Regions from separate parts of the Mus musculus genome. Here region 2 is linked to region 1. Evidence: chromatin contacts called from ENCODE Hi-C data. All regions are on one chromosome and are shown on one strand. Each heading gives the region's core, a stretch centred on a gene start or an enhancer-like site at or near the end of the contact. The rest is flanking DNA. Distances are from core to core; before and after follow the strand shown.

Region 1 (6,307 bases), core at 2,835-5,334:
ACATGAAGGAGAGATGACACCAGAGCCACATAGACGTTTCATGCCCTGCATTTGTCTTCCTACTCCACAAAACTAGCAAGTTATGTACTTTGTAGGCAAGTCAACGTCACTTGGTGAGGAGCCGCAGGAAACAGCAGGGAGGATTCTCCATATCGTTGATCTCTGTCATGTCTCACAACCTCTTTAGAGGCAGACAGACTAGAGAAAGCTTTAAGAACCTCCTGCAGGACTTGGACTTCCTATATTTCTGTCTGTCTTTACTGTGCATATTTGGCTTTGAGAGTCTCTATGTCTCCTTCCAGGGAAGCTAGACCAGTTGGAACTCAGACTTACTAGTTTAGGTGTGTGTGTGTGTGTGTGTGTGTGTGTGTGTGAACGTTCTAACTTATATTTCACTATACAGGAAGGTTGAGTGATTCTGGCCCGACTTGATCCGGACGCTCCAATGATGCACAGAATCTGTCTTTGTGTCTTACCTCCCCAGTTCTCATGTGGGCTATTCTGAGTAGTTTTTTCCTATACGGTGACAAGATGCTCTCTCTTAGGGTTGTGTTTTCATATTCCGTGCAAAGAGGGCTTTCCCCACCTCACACAGCTCCAAGATGGGACTCTTTTTCACAGCACAGATCAAATTAGTGATCTTCCCACAGCTAAGACAGGGAAAGTGGAGTTCACTAGACAGAAAAGCATGGCCACAGGGTGAATCCCAGATGGTCTGATTTGGAATGCAACGTCCCTAAAAGAAAACCAAGGTGATGTCACAGATGAGGACTCAGGGGATAGCCGAGTGGCAGAATGCTTGCCTGGGATGCTCCAGACCCTGAGTTTGGTCTCCAACACACGTATACACCCATACACACACACACACACACACACACACACACACACGCGCGCGCGCGCGCGCGCCTTTTTTAGTGAGAAGCTGGGCCCACCTGTCACTGAGCTAACACTCACTCTTGTGTTCTGTCAACATCTGCTTTGGAGAACCCTCCCACTGGTTTCTGTGTCTGTCCTCTATAACAGCTTCCTGTCTTCATGCTATCTTCCCCTTCCCATACTGCAGACTGCGCCTAGGCGTGTGACTGCCTAGCTTTCTCTTGCTAGCCTGTAAGGCTCACCGCCCCCGAAGGCATGGGTTTCACCGAGTTCTCTGTTTGAGTGTGAGTACTAGGCCCCCTGGGGCTGAAGGTGGTATATGTCTATACACTTCCTGCCAAAGCGAGTGAGAGCACCACCAAATAGTAGCCACCCTCAGGGTGGAAGGTGGGTTTAGGATTAAGTGAATATAGTACTTTTTGTTTGCTTGTGTTTGAGATAAGGTCTTGCTGCGTAGCCCAGGCTGGTGACCTGCCTCAGCCTCCAGAGTATTGGAATTGGAGGCCTGTACCAGCACACCCAGAGAGCACATAAATCTATAATGTTTAGAACAGTCTGGCATATAGTAGCTGCATAATAAACACTAGCTATTATTGTTTGCAGGAAAGGCTTGAGATGGGATCTCATATAACACAAACGAGCCTTGAACTCCTTACTGTAGCTAAGAATGATCTTGAGTTTCTGAGCCTCCCATCTCTGCTATCCAATATTATGGCCAATCACCATCTTACCTGGTTTTGTTTTTTTAGATTTTTTTATCTGTTATTTTTCTGAGACAGAGTTTCTGTGTGTAGCTCTTGGAACTCATAGAGAACTCATAGCTCTTCAGGCCAGGCTGGCCTCACAATCAGAGATCCGCCTGCCTCCACCTCCCAAGTGCTGGGATTAAAGGCGTGTGCCACCACCTCACGATTTAGATTTTTTTTTTTTTTTCCTGAGACAGGGTTTCTCTGTGTAGTCCTGGCTGTCCTGGAACTCACTCTGTAGACCAGGCTGGCCTCGAACTCAGAAATCCACCTGCCTCTGCCTCCCAAGTGCTGGGATTAAAGGCGTGCACCACCACTGCCCGGCCACGGTTTAGATTTTTAAGTTTTATTTTATGTCTGTGGTAGTTTGAATAACGATGGCCCCCAGAGGGGCTCATACGTTTGGATGCTTGGATCACAGTTGGTGGAGTGCTTGAGATTAATGTGGGGTCTTATTGGACATTGGAGGAAATGTGCCACTGAGAGTGGGTTTTGATGTCTCAAAAGTCCACACCAGGCCCAGTCTCTGTCTCTGTCTCTCTCTGTCTCTCTCTCTCTCTCTCTCTCTCTCTCTCTCTCTCTCTCCATGACTGTGGATCAGAATGTAGAGCTCTCATCTACTGTTCCAGGACTATGCCTTTCTGGCTCCCCCCTCCCCCGCCCCCCAAGGTGATCATGGACTAACTAACCCTCTAAAACCGTAAGCAAGCTCCTAGTTGAATTCTTTCTTTTATAAGACTTGTCTTGGTCATGGTGTCTCTTCACAGCAATAGAACAGTAACTAAGGAAATGTGTGTGGTTGTTTTACATGCCTGTATGTATGTGCATCACATGCATGCCTACAGATGGTTTGTAAACCACCATGTGGGTGCTAGGAATGAAATAAATCCTGGTTCTCTGCAAGAACAGTGAGCGCTCTTCACCACTGAGCTGTCTCTCTAGCCCGGCACCTAGCTTATGTGATGCTGGAGGCCATGCCTTTATGCATGCTATGAGGTGTTCTGCCAGCTGAACTCCATTCTCAGCCCCATTACTGTTATCACTTTAGCTGGAGACTCTAGAGTCGCTGGCTACAGTCACAGAGCCTCAGGCACTATCCAACCCTGTACTGAGTAACTGCAGAACACTTCAGACTACACCTTACGCACCGCACCGTTAGCTGTGAGGTGGGCAGGACTTCTTGTTTCTCTCCTACAGAAACTGAGGTTCAGGGAGGTGGGGCCTCTTGGCCAAGATCACACGGCTAATCAGTACAACTGGAGCCCCTTCTGTTCTTTCGAACTACTTCTACCTTAAAGAAGAGTTTCTTCTGACTGGGTCTTGCTATGTAGCCCAGGCTGGCCTCCTGCCTCAGCTTCCTGACTACAGATGACTGTCAGCACACCTGTGTCCTTGAGCTTTGCTGACACTGCGCCTCAGCCCCCTACCCTTCTCCAGAGCCACTTGTGGTGTTTCCTCTTCCTCCCAGGATAGCCCAAAGCTTTGGTAAATGGCAATAATGAAAAGAACCAACATCTTTTGGGTTTTTGAAACAGGGTCTCACTATGTAGCCTTGGTCTGGAGCTTACATGTGGACCAGGCTGGCCTTGGTTTCACTGACCCTTCTGCCTCTGCCTCCGTAGTAATGGATTTACAGGTGTGGGCCACCATATCTGACTGTAAGACCCCAACACTAATTAATACCTGCCACTCTGTAGATGCAAATCCAGCTATCCTTGGAGTGACCATCTCCATACGAAGGCAGGTAAGACTGTTATAGACAGGAAACTGGGGCTGAGATTAAATTAACCTGCCCAAGGTCACTCAAATGAGTGACAGCCAGGAGTCACAACAATGGTTCCAGCAAAGGCCTTTCTTCCTCTGCCCTTGCTACCGTGACAACCCACTCCCCTCAAGGGACAGGAATGGACCACAGCCCAGCTGTGTGTGATATCAGACTTCTGTGTGTACTCAGTGGCTTTTAAACTGTGTCAGACGGACTCCCGACTCCCTCTTCTCATGGCCCGAGAGCTCTCTAGAGGGGGAGCACTACTCATTTGCCTCCATAGCCCCAGCACAGAACAGGTGCTCCATAATGCCCAGTTATTTTACTTCTTCCGGGCCTCAATGCCACGAAGCAGAGGACAAGGGTGTCCCCGCTGAAGCCCTAAATCCCTAGAAAGGAGAAATGACCCCCCCAAGGCCTCCCAGAAATCCATTTGGGGTAACGACAGGAGAGGTCCCTCCTGTAGCAGAGAAGGCTCTCAAGCTGGTTGAAGCCGTTCTAAAGCTTTCTCCGGTGCCAGGGAAAGGACCTCGAGGAGGCAGCGGGCGGCTGGGGGAGGGATGAAGGAACGGGATATTTTTGCGTTCTGACATTAAAAGAAGAGTTGATTCGCGTCAGCATCTGTTCGGGGGTTGGAGCTGACAGCATGGGGAGCGGTCCCAGTCTTGCAGCCCTGGAGCGAAGGGCCGGGCCTCCATGAGCTCCGCCCAAAGGGGCGCTACCACCCGGAGGAGGCCGGCGCACGGCCGCTGCTCATTCATTGTCTTGACAGAGCATCCTCGGTGGCCAGCCTGCAGCTCCTCCATCCTTCTCTCCTTCCTCCTCTACTTGGGAGGGGTCACGCTCAGCTCTCCGCAGCAGGTGAGGCTGGGCGCCGGGGGAGGGCTGGTCACAAGGGCCAGGCAACGCTGCCATGGGCCACCTGTGGGGCCAGCGCCAGTGTGGGGGCAGGACTGTGGGACTGTGGGGGCGGGCGAGCTGTCAGAGCCACCAGGCTGGGGACAGAGAGCCGGTTTGTGAGCCCCGCCAGGAGGATCGAGGACGAGGGAGTTCGAAGGGGCAAGTAGGTCCCAGAGTGCTCCAAGGTGAGGGCTAAGGACCATCGTGACCAAGATGGAGGTGGGCTCCTGGGAGCGGCCGTAGCTGGGCTCAGAACCTATGCCCCGGGGAGGGAGCTTCTGAAGGTGGGGGATGCAGGGTGGGGTGAGCCAAGTAGCTGCCCTGAGCTTTGAGACAGGAAGGGGTTGAGTGCAAAACAAGACTAAGTTCCCCTTTCCGTGGTTTCCGGGCTTGGTACCTGGGTGGGGGAGGAGGCCGGGTGGGGCACATCTTCCGCCCCTACCTTGGATTGGGCTTTCCTTCTCCCAAATCCAGACTGCTCACTGGGGTCTTGTGTCCCCTTCCTGTCTTGGAGACTTCACTCAGGCACTTCACCTGCTTTTATTTTTAATAGACCTGGGAGCCTCCTTGGTGATACCGGGGTGTGCGAGGACTGGAGTCCCAGCACGAAGGGGCTGAGTCCCCCATTAAGGCAGAGCAGATGGGTGAGGCTGGGGAGGTGGATAGAGGCTCTGGGCAGGATGCCTTCCACAGCGCAGCCGAGGTTCCTTTACTGAGCAGGAAGGAGGAGGGATTGGGCACAGGATAGAGGCAGCCCCTGGGCTTCACTAGCTGGCTGCCTAGCCACAGTGGGTAACCATCTTAGCGGACCTCAGGGAAGTCAGGGTGGGCCTCTCCTGAGTGTAGTTTAACGGAAGCAGAAATGGCTCAGAAGAACATCTGCTTTTTTTCTGAGCGGAGGTTAGGAGCAGAGGTCTGGGGAGATGCTGGGACCCAAGCCATTGCTGCTTCTTGTAGCCAGAAACCTGGGGAAGCCATCCTGCTACTGCATCCCTTCCTAGGCAAGCTGGCTTGCATCCCTCTGTGTGCCATCCCTGAGCTGGAAGGCCAGGGAGAAGCCCTGCCCTGCCTTTAGGAAGCTCTGTGTGAGGGATGTGGGATCTAGAAGAGTTCGATAGGAGGGAACCTATCTCCAGACTGTCTGGACCACTAGGAAGGAGGCACTGTGTCTTAGTCAAGAACCAGACCCTTGGAGCCACACCATAGCAGGCTGTTGTAGGGGCTGATGGTGCAGGATTGAGGGTGTGGCTTGAAGTGCCTGGGAATTTGACAGAAAAACTGGGGAGGGTAAGCAGGGAGATAAGCAAGCTGTCAGTCATGGTCAGGGTGCCTCAGACGCCATGCTGGAACCCTCAAGGCCAGGCCAAGGGTTGCTCTGGGGATGACAAAGTGCGGCTGGGATTGACCCAAAGAAAAGTTTACAATCTGTATCCTTCAGGATGAGCCGGCAGGTGGTTCGCTCCAGCAAATTCCGCCACGTGTTTGGACAGCCAGCCAAGGCTGACCAGTGCTATGAGGATGTGCGCGTCTCACAAACCACTTGGGACAGTGGCTTCTGCGCTGTCAACCCCAAGTTCATGGCTCTGATCTGTGAGGCCAGTGGGGGAGGGGCCTTCCTGGTGCTACCCCTAGGCAAGGTGAGCTTCCGGAACCTCAATGGTCCTGGGGAGGACTCTGCTGTCCATGGAGACTGTGGGGTCCTCAGTAGCTGACTGTGACCCAGCTTCCCTGGGGTTCTGTGTTGATATCTGTAAAATGGGACAGGGCCATTTGCTACTTAAGCTCTCTGGGGACAAAACAAGGGGGGCAGGTCCCCCAAATCTTGGCTTGGGGTTTTCTGCTAAGGATAAGGCTGCAGGTCTGGCGAGGACTTTGGGGACCCTTCAAGCGTAAGCCCTGGTGGAGACGAGGCAAAACCCTTTTTTTTCCTCCCCTCTGAGCCTGCTGTTCTTCAGCTGAAGTTCACTCCTGGACTCCTCAGGGGGTGAAACAGGAAGGGGAGATAGGCCCCAAGTTTTAC
Region 2 (6,307 bases), core at 2,514-5,013, 490 kb before region 1:
GCGCATTGACCCTGTGCTCTACATGACAGAGTGGTTCATGTGCATCTTTGCCCGCACCCTCCCCTGGGCTTCAGTGCTGCGTGTCTGGGACATGTTTTTCTGTGAAGGTATTTCAGTGGCTGGCCAGGCTGAGGGGGGAGGCTAGGATTTGTTACTTACTGGTATCCCATAGACAAGTATTGTTGGGCCTAGGCTTCATAATAAACTCTGCAGTTTGGAAAAACAGGGCCTATCTTGGTTTGGCCACCAGCCTAGAGTCTGCTTGCCCTCCAAGAAATCTTCAGCTGTAAGGCTGGCAGGCATCAGCAGCAGCAGGGCTGTTTGCCTCCATAAGACAGCGGAGGTCCTGGACCTGATTTCTCTTTGCATTCTTCTCTGACCCTGTAGGCGTTAAGATCATCTTCCGAGTGGCTCTGGTTTTACTGCGGCACACACTGGGTTCTGTGGAAAAGCTGCGCTCATGTCAAGGCATGTATGAAACCATGGAGCAGCTTCGAAACCTACCACAACAGTGTATGCAGGAGGACTTCCTGGTGCATGAGGTAGGCCATGAGCCTCAGCACACCCTGACCTGCTTCAGCCCATTCCCACACAGGTCTACACTCTGGCTTCCATGTCTCTGTCTAGGTAACCAACCTCCCAGTGACAGAAGCATGGATTGAGCGGGAGAATGCAGCCCAACTGAAGAAGTGGCGAGAAACTAGAGGAGAGCTGCAGTATCGGCCCTCACGGCGACTACACGGCTCCCGAGCCATCCATGAGGAACGCAGGCGGCAGCAGCCACCCCTGGGCCCTTCCTCTAGCCTCCTCAGCCTCCCTAGTCTCAAGAGCAGAGGCTCCCGGGCAGTTGGAGGGGCTCCTTCCCCACCACCTCCTGTCCGCAGGGCTAGTGCTGGGCCCGTCCCTGGGGCTGTCGTCATTGCTGAGGGACTGCATCCATCCCTTCCTTCACCTACTGGTAACAGCACCCCACTAGGCACCAGCAAGGAGATCAGGCGGCAGGAGAAAGAGCGGCAGAAACAGGAGAAAGATCGAGAGAAGGAGCGGCAGAGACAAGAGAAGGAGCGGGAAAGGCAGGAGAAGGAGCGGCAGAAGTGGGAAAAGGAGCAAGAGAAGGAACAGCAGAAGCAGGAGAAGGAGCGGCAGAAGCTGGAGAAGAAAGGCCAAGGCCGGAAACTGTCCTTGCGTCGAAGGGCAGATGGGCCCCCGGCATCCCATGATGGTGGGGACAGGTCAGCAGCTGAGGCCCGGCAGGATGCTTACTTTTGACCTCTGGTTGGATCTGGATGGCATGGCCCTCCTCCTTCCCCTCATCGAGAGCAGCCCTGGCAGGCTCTCCCAGCTCCCCTTGGCAGGCTCTTCCTTTTTCTGAGGAAAGTGGCTTGATTCCCCTGACTCCTTGCCAGCTGCTGATCCGTACATGGCCAGGACAGCCACAGTGCAAGGGACAGCTGCATTACCTAGGGTAACAGTGACCAAGTCTGGAGACCCTTTTGTCCAGTTAGGCTCAGCTTGGGTCTCTGTCACACCTATGAAATCCTTCTGGGGTGCTGTCTTACACTCCGGTGGCTTCCCTTAGATGGTGGAGCTAGGTTCCTTTTCCTGTCTTGGGGCCCTGCCTGTCACCCCACTGCCTACTGGGGGCCAAGGCTGTTTTCTCTCCTGGATATCCTTGTGTTGTAATTATGTACAGAAGGTCAGGTTGGCCTGGGGTGGGTGCTGTCCTTTCCCCTCTCCACAGCGCTGCTTCACTCCAGTTTATTTAAGAGGATATGCTAGGAAGTGTCCTCCGTCTCCTTCCCACCCGTGCCCTGCTCTCTCCTAACTCACTTGCTTTGTATGCTCAGGCCTCTCTGCTGCAGTCACAAAGTCTGTCTTCGATTTTGTTCCTTTCTAGCCATCAAGCCCCTCTCTGAATAAGGGTCTTCCCTTGAGTCCAGGGGTGGAACCCAATGTTTACATTCTCTTCTGTCTTGGTCCCACCTCAGTGGCAGTTTTGTGGCGCTTTGAGGAACCGGAAAATGAACCTGCTGTTATATCTGTCTCCCGCCTTGTTATTTGAAGAGTGCTGTAGAGTAAGGGGAGTGGGGGAGGCAGGCACAAAGTCTGACTTTCCATAGGTTCAGTCTGCAGGTCTTGGCAGGAACATCTGGACCACTGGTTCTCAATCTTCCTAATGCTGTGACCCTTTAATACAGTTCTTTATATTGTGGTGACTCCAACCATAAAATTATTTTCATTATTACTTAATAACAGTATACTACTGCTATGAATCATAATGTACGTCTCTGTTTTCTGATAGTCTTAGGCAACCTCTGTGAATAGTATTCGACCCCCAAAAGGAGTCACAGTAAACGCTCACTTCATCTCTCATCAACAAACATAGTGGTCCAGCTCCTTCCTCCTCAGCTTTGCCTGGATTCTGCTGCTCCCACTCTCACTGGCCTCCTGGGATCCTCTGCACAGCTTGCAGGACTGGGATCGCCTTTCCAATGGCTTCAGCCCCCTGGAAGCTGAAGGAGGGGCCTGAGAGTGTGTGCAAAACCACCATCTTTAGATTGGGCTGGGTTCTTGGTCAGCAGCTTGGTGCAGTTCCCTGGGCGTCTAGGGTAGACTAACTGCCTGGGGTTCATCCCAGCAGGTACACACAACCAAACTGCGCAGCTCTTGTTTTCTGTGGCTAGATCTTTGCCACACACCCTCTACTCCGGGTCAGGATGATAAAGGTGTGGGCTTCTGTGGCCGTAAAGCTCCACTTGGCACTTCTCAGCAGAAAGGGGATCAGGGTGTGTGGTCTCCAGGTAGAGAAAACCCCCTCCGGATGAACCAGCAGTGCTGAGAGCTGCTTTCTTCAGGGTCCTGTCTGTAGCAAGATGCCCTCCTGGTCTAGAACTTGTGTTCTGTACCCACAGAAGTGAAGTTTCATGATTCACAATGGGAGAAAACCCTGGAGGAGAAAGGCGTGGTCCATCTGGCTGCCCTCTTCCAACTCTAGTAGGATCACCGGAGCTATTTAGCCGAGGGTGGGGACGGGGGTGGAGGCGTTGAGGTTTGAGTTGTTCCCCAGAGCTCCAGATCTAAACCTCACTATTGGGGAAGATCTCACCTGGCCCCAGCTTTGCAGGAGCTGGATCCCAGCCCTTTGGCAGTTTGCTAAGGGATGAGGTAGGCTTCGTGTAACTGATGGGCTTCTGCCTGGTTACAGGCCACGGACGGAAGCCAGTGGCACCTCCTGTGATGGTTGTCCCGCTACAGAAACTAGGAATTAAGTGGGAGAATAGACATGGTGCAAATGACTCCTGGGTTCTAAAAGGGCTTGGTTTGGAAGGTGCCCGAGCGCTTATAATCAGAAGCAGGACTCAGAGAGAAGAGCAAGACTTTCTTTAAAAATAGACGGTCTCATGTTGTATCCCAGACTGTCGTCAATCTCGCGACAATCAATCCTGTTTCAATTTCCCGAGTGTTGGGACTGCGTTAAGATCGGAAGCCCGGGTGTCTACTGAAGGCCACTAGGCGTACAGAACCCTATCCATACATGCAAACGGAAGCCCGAAGCCTCTGTTCGGCCTGTGCCTCTCCATCCAGGCCTTGGGAACCTCTTAGCACACCACGTCCTTATCCTCACTGTAGCCTCCATCGTAGAGGAATAATAAAACATTTCCCGCCATCCTCAAGTCCCGTGAGGCAAGGACGTAGTTCACGCGAGTCTTTGCAGGTCTTGCGTCACTTCCTGCCGCGAGTCGGCCTTGGCTAATGGTATGCATCCGCCCTTTTTGAATAGAAGTGAAGCCACTTCCGGGTCCTATGCCGGTCTCCACGGTTTTTTTCCGGGTGATGAAGGCGGGTGCCCCGGATGTAATACCGGCGAAAGCATCTTTCCTTTTCTTCCCCGCCTGACCCTGGGTTCCTAGGTGAGCACCGGCGGGTAAGATTGTTTGAATCCCCGCGGGTTTGCTTCGCCTTTAGTTTGTACGCCAAGGACATGGCCGAGCAGGTCGCTACGTGGTATTCGGGGATCTAGGCAGCTCCAGCTCTTGGGTCCGACCGGCCTCTGTGAGCACTCGGGTGGGAGAGGTGGTTGAGTTCGGTAGCTCCGGACTGGTAGGGGAGTGGTGACGTAGGGGAACCTGACTCCCCATCCCCGGGTGGGAATACCCGCAGGGTCCACGCGGGGGCGGAGATCCTTCCCATCGCCTCTCCTCCGGGCCTCAGAATTGCCCAACCAACCCCGGACGTCGTGCCTGCTAGTTCTCTCAGATGCTTTAGCGATCTGTCCTCGCTCACATTTACCAGGAAAAATGTTGGTGGCCCCTGCACTCCCCCGCGGTCCTCTCTCCTTACCTCACTTCCTCACTACATATCTTTTTCCGAGGTCCAGCTGGAGGAAATCCACAGCCAATCATGCCAAAGAGGAAAGTGACTTTTCAGGGTGTTGGAGATGAGGATGGTGAAGATGAAATCAGTGTGCCCAAAAAGAAGGTGAGATGGCCAGATTTCGAATTTCCGTGGAGGACTGAGAGGAAAGAAGAAGGAGAAATCTGATGGGAGGAAAGCCGGGAAGCCAAGGAAGTGTTAGTTTTCCCCGGCGCACTGGGTTTGGAAAGATTTGTGTACAGATCCTGGAGTATCTGGGGAACTACCCAGTTGGCTGCATTTCTCATTTGCTTCGGCCTCCTCACAGCTGGTGGACCCTGTGGCTGCAGCAGGTGGTCCTGGGAGCCGCTTCAAAGGCAAGCACTCTTTAGACAGTGATGAAGAGGATGATGATGAGGAAGGGTCCAGCAAATATGATATCCTGGCCTCAGAGGATGTAGAAGGTGAGCTATGTCCGAAGCGTTAACTGAGTTGGGGGGACAAGCCTTCAGGATGGAGGTGGGAGGTGTGCCTGCTTCCCTTTTGCGTGTCTAGCATGCCCCACCCCCAATGTCTTCGGTGCAGGTCAGGAAGCAGCTACTCTCCCTAGTGAGGGCGGTGTGAGGATCACACCCTTCAACCTGCAGGAAGAGATGGAGGAAGGCCACTTTGATGCTGATGGCAACTACTTCCTGAACCAGGATGCGCAGATCCGAGACAGCTGGCTGGACAACATTGACTGGGTGTGGCCCAGGGACTATTCTGGCTGAGGCCTGGGAGTGCAGGTGCAGGGCCTGGGCCCTGGTGGAAGTTTGTAAGAAATTCTAATTATCTTTTCCTTGTAGGTGAGGATCAAGGAACGGCCCCCTGATAAGCACCAGGTTTCAGACTCGGAGGAGGAAGACAGCCTGGGTCAGACTCCAATGAGCGCCCAAGCACTCCTGGAGGGACTTTTGGAGTTGTTGTTGCCAAGAGAGACAGTGGCTGGGGCCCTTAGGCGGCTGGGGGCCCGAGGAGGAGGCAAAGGGAGCAACAGCAAGGGGACTGGACGGCCCAATTCCCCCCAGCGGCTAGACCGGCTGTCTGGGTTAGCTGACCAAATGGTGGCACGAGGCAACCTTGGTGTGTACCAGGAAACAAGGGAACGGTTGGCTATGCGACTGAAGGGTTTGGGGTGTCGGGCCCAGGGATCCCATGACCCCACACCTCCACCCTCCCTGGACATGTTTGCTGAGGAAGTAGCAGAGGGTGAACTGGAAACCCCAACCCCTACCCAAAGAGAGGGTAAGTTTGGAGGGCACGGGTGGGGGGCAGTGTGGGCTGGAGACTGAGTGCTTGAGGCCCAAGTATCGTTCATTGTGTTAGAGGCAGAGTCAGCAGGAGATGGCCTGATGGATGTGATGTGGGAGTATAAATGGGAGAACACGGGGGACGCCGAGCTGTATGGACCCTTCACCAGTGCCCAGATGCAGGTGAGCTGCCCCCTGCCGCGTCTGTCCCATCTGTCCAGCCCACCTTCTGTCAGCTTGCCTGAGTTCTGTCCTCTGTTCTTACAGACGTGGGTGAGTGAAGGTTACTTCCCGGATGGTGTTTATTGTCGGAAGCTGGACCCTCCGGGCGGCCAGTTCTACAACTCCAAGCGCATTGATTTTGAGCTGTACACGTGAGCCCGCTAAGGGCCCCATGCGGCACGGCAGCCCCTTCTTTCTTGAACTTGGCAGAGGAAGCCCCAGCTGCTCTGGGCAGTGAGGATATTGGAGGCCACTTTAAAGCCATTGTTTCCCAATAAAAGCCTTGACTGTGCGATGGCCAAGAGCCAGGGCTTCTCCATAGCTCCTTTTGGCTTCACCTGGTAGGTCCCTGAGCGTTTCTTCCCGAGAGACTTCCTCACTTGCTTCTCTCTGGTGTCTTGGACCACCTCAGTTTTTTTTCCCACCCTTGGAGGCAGAGGTAG

The links. A loop is a pair of places that touch in the nucleus more often than their neighbours do.
Region 2: a loop to region 1 is called in a map of T-helper 1 cell, with 2.9 times the contacts of the local background. The contact joins the promoter of Cd2bp2 here to the promoter of Coro1a in region 1. A Hi-C loop is called at or near these places in 3 of 37 maps with a recorded cell type or tissue (CH12.LX, CH12F3 and T-helper 1 cell).

What each region holds. Positions count from the first base shown.
Region 1 is chr7:126,702,593-126,708,899 of GRCm38, reverse strand. It overlaps Coro1a (coronin, actin binding protein 1A), which reads left to right and starts at 4,084. Exons shown (of 11, transcript NM_009898.3): 1 at 4,084-4,248; 2 at 5,726-5,924. The coding sequence starts at 5,727.
Region 2 is chr7:127,193,533-127,199,839 of GRCm38, reverse strand. It overlaps Cd2bp2 (CD2 cytoplasmic tail binding protein 2), which reads left to right and starts at 3,763. Exons shown (of 7, transcript NM_027353.4): 1 at 3,763-3,911; 2 at 4,379-4,479; 3 at 4,682-4,817; 4 at 4,939-5,096; 5 at 5,199-5,637; 6 at 5,719-5,825; 7 at 5,910-6,307. The coding sequence starts at 4,402. The coding sequence ends at 6,020. Tbc1d10b (TBC1 domain family, member 10b) reads left to right here. Exons shown (of 9, transcript NM_144522.5): 7 at 1-107; 8 at 388-542; 9 at 628-2,381. The coding sequence ends at 1,269.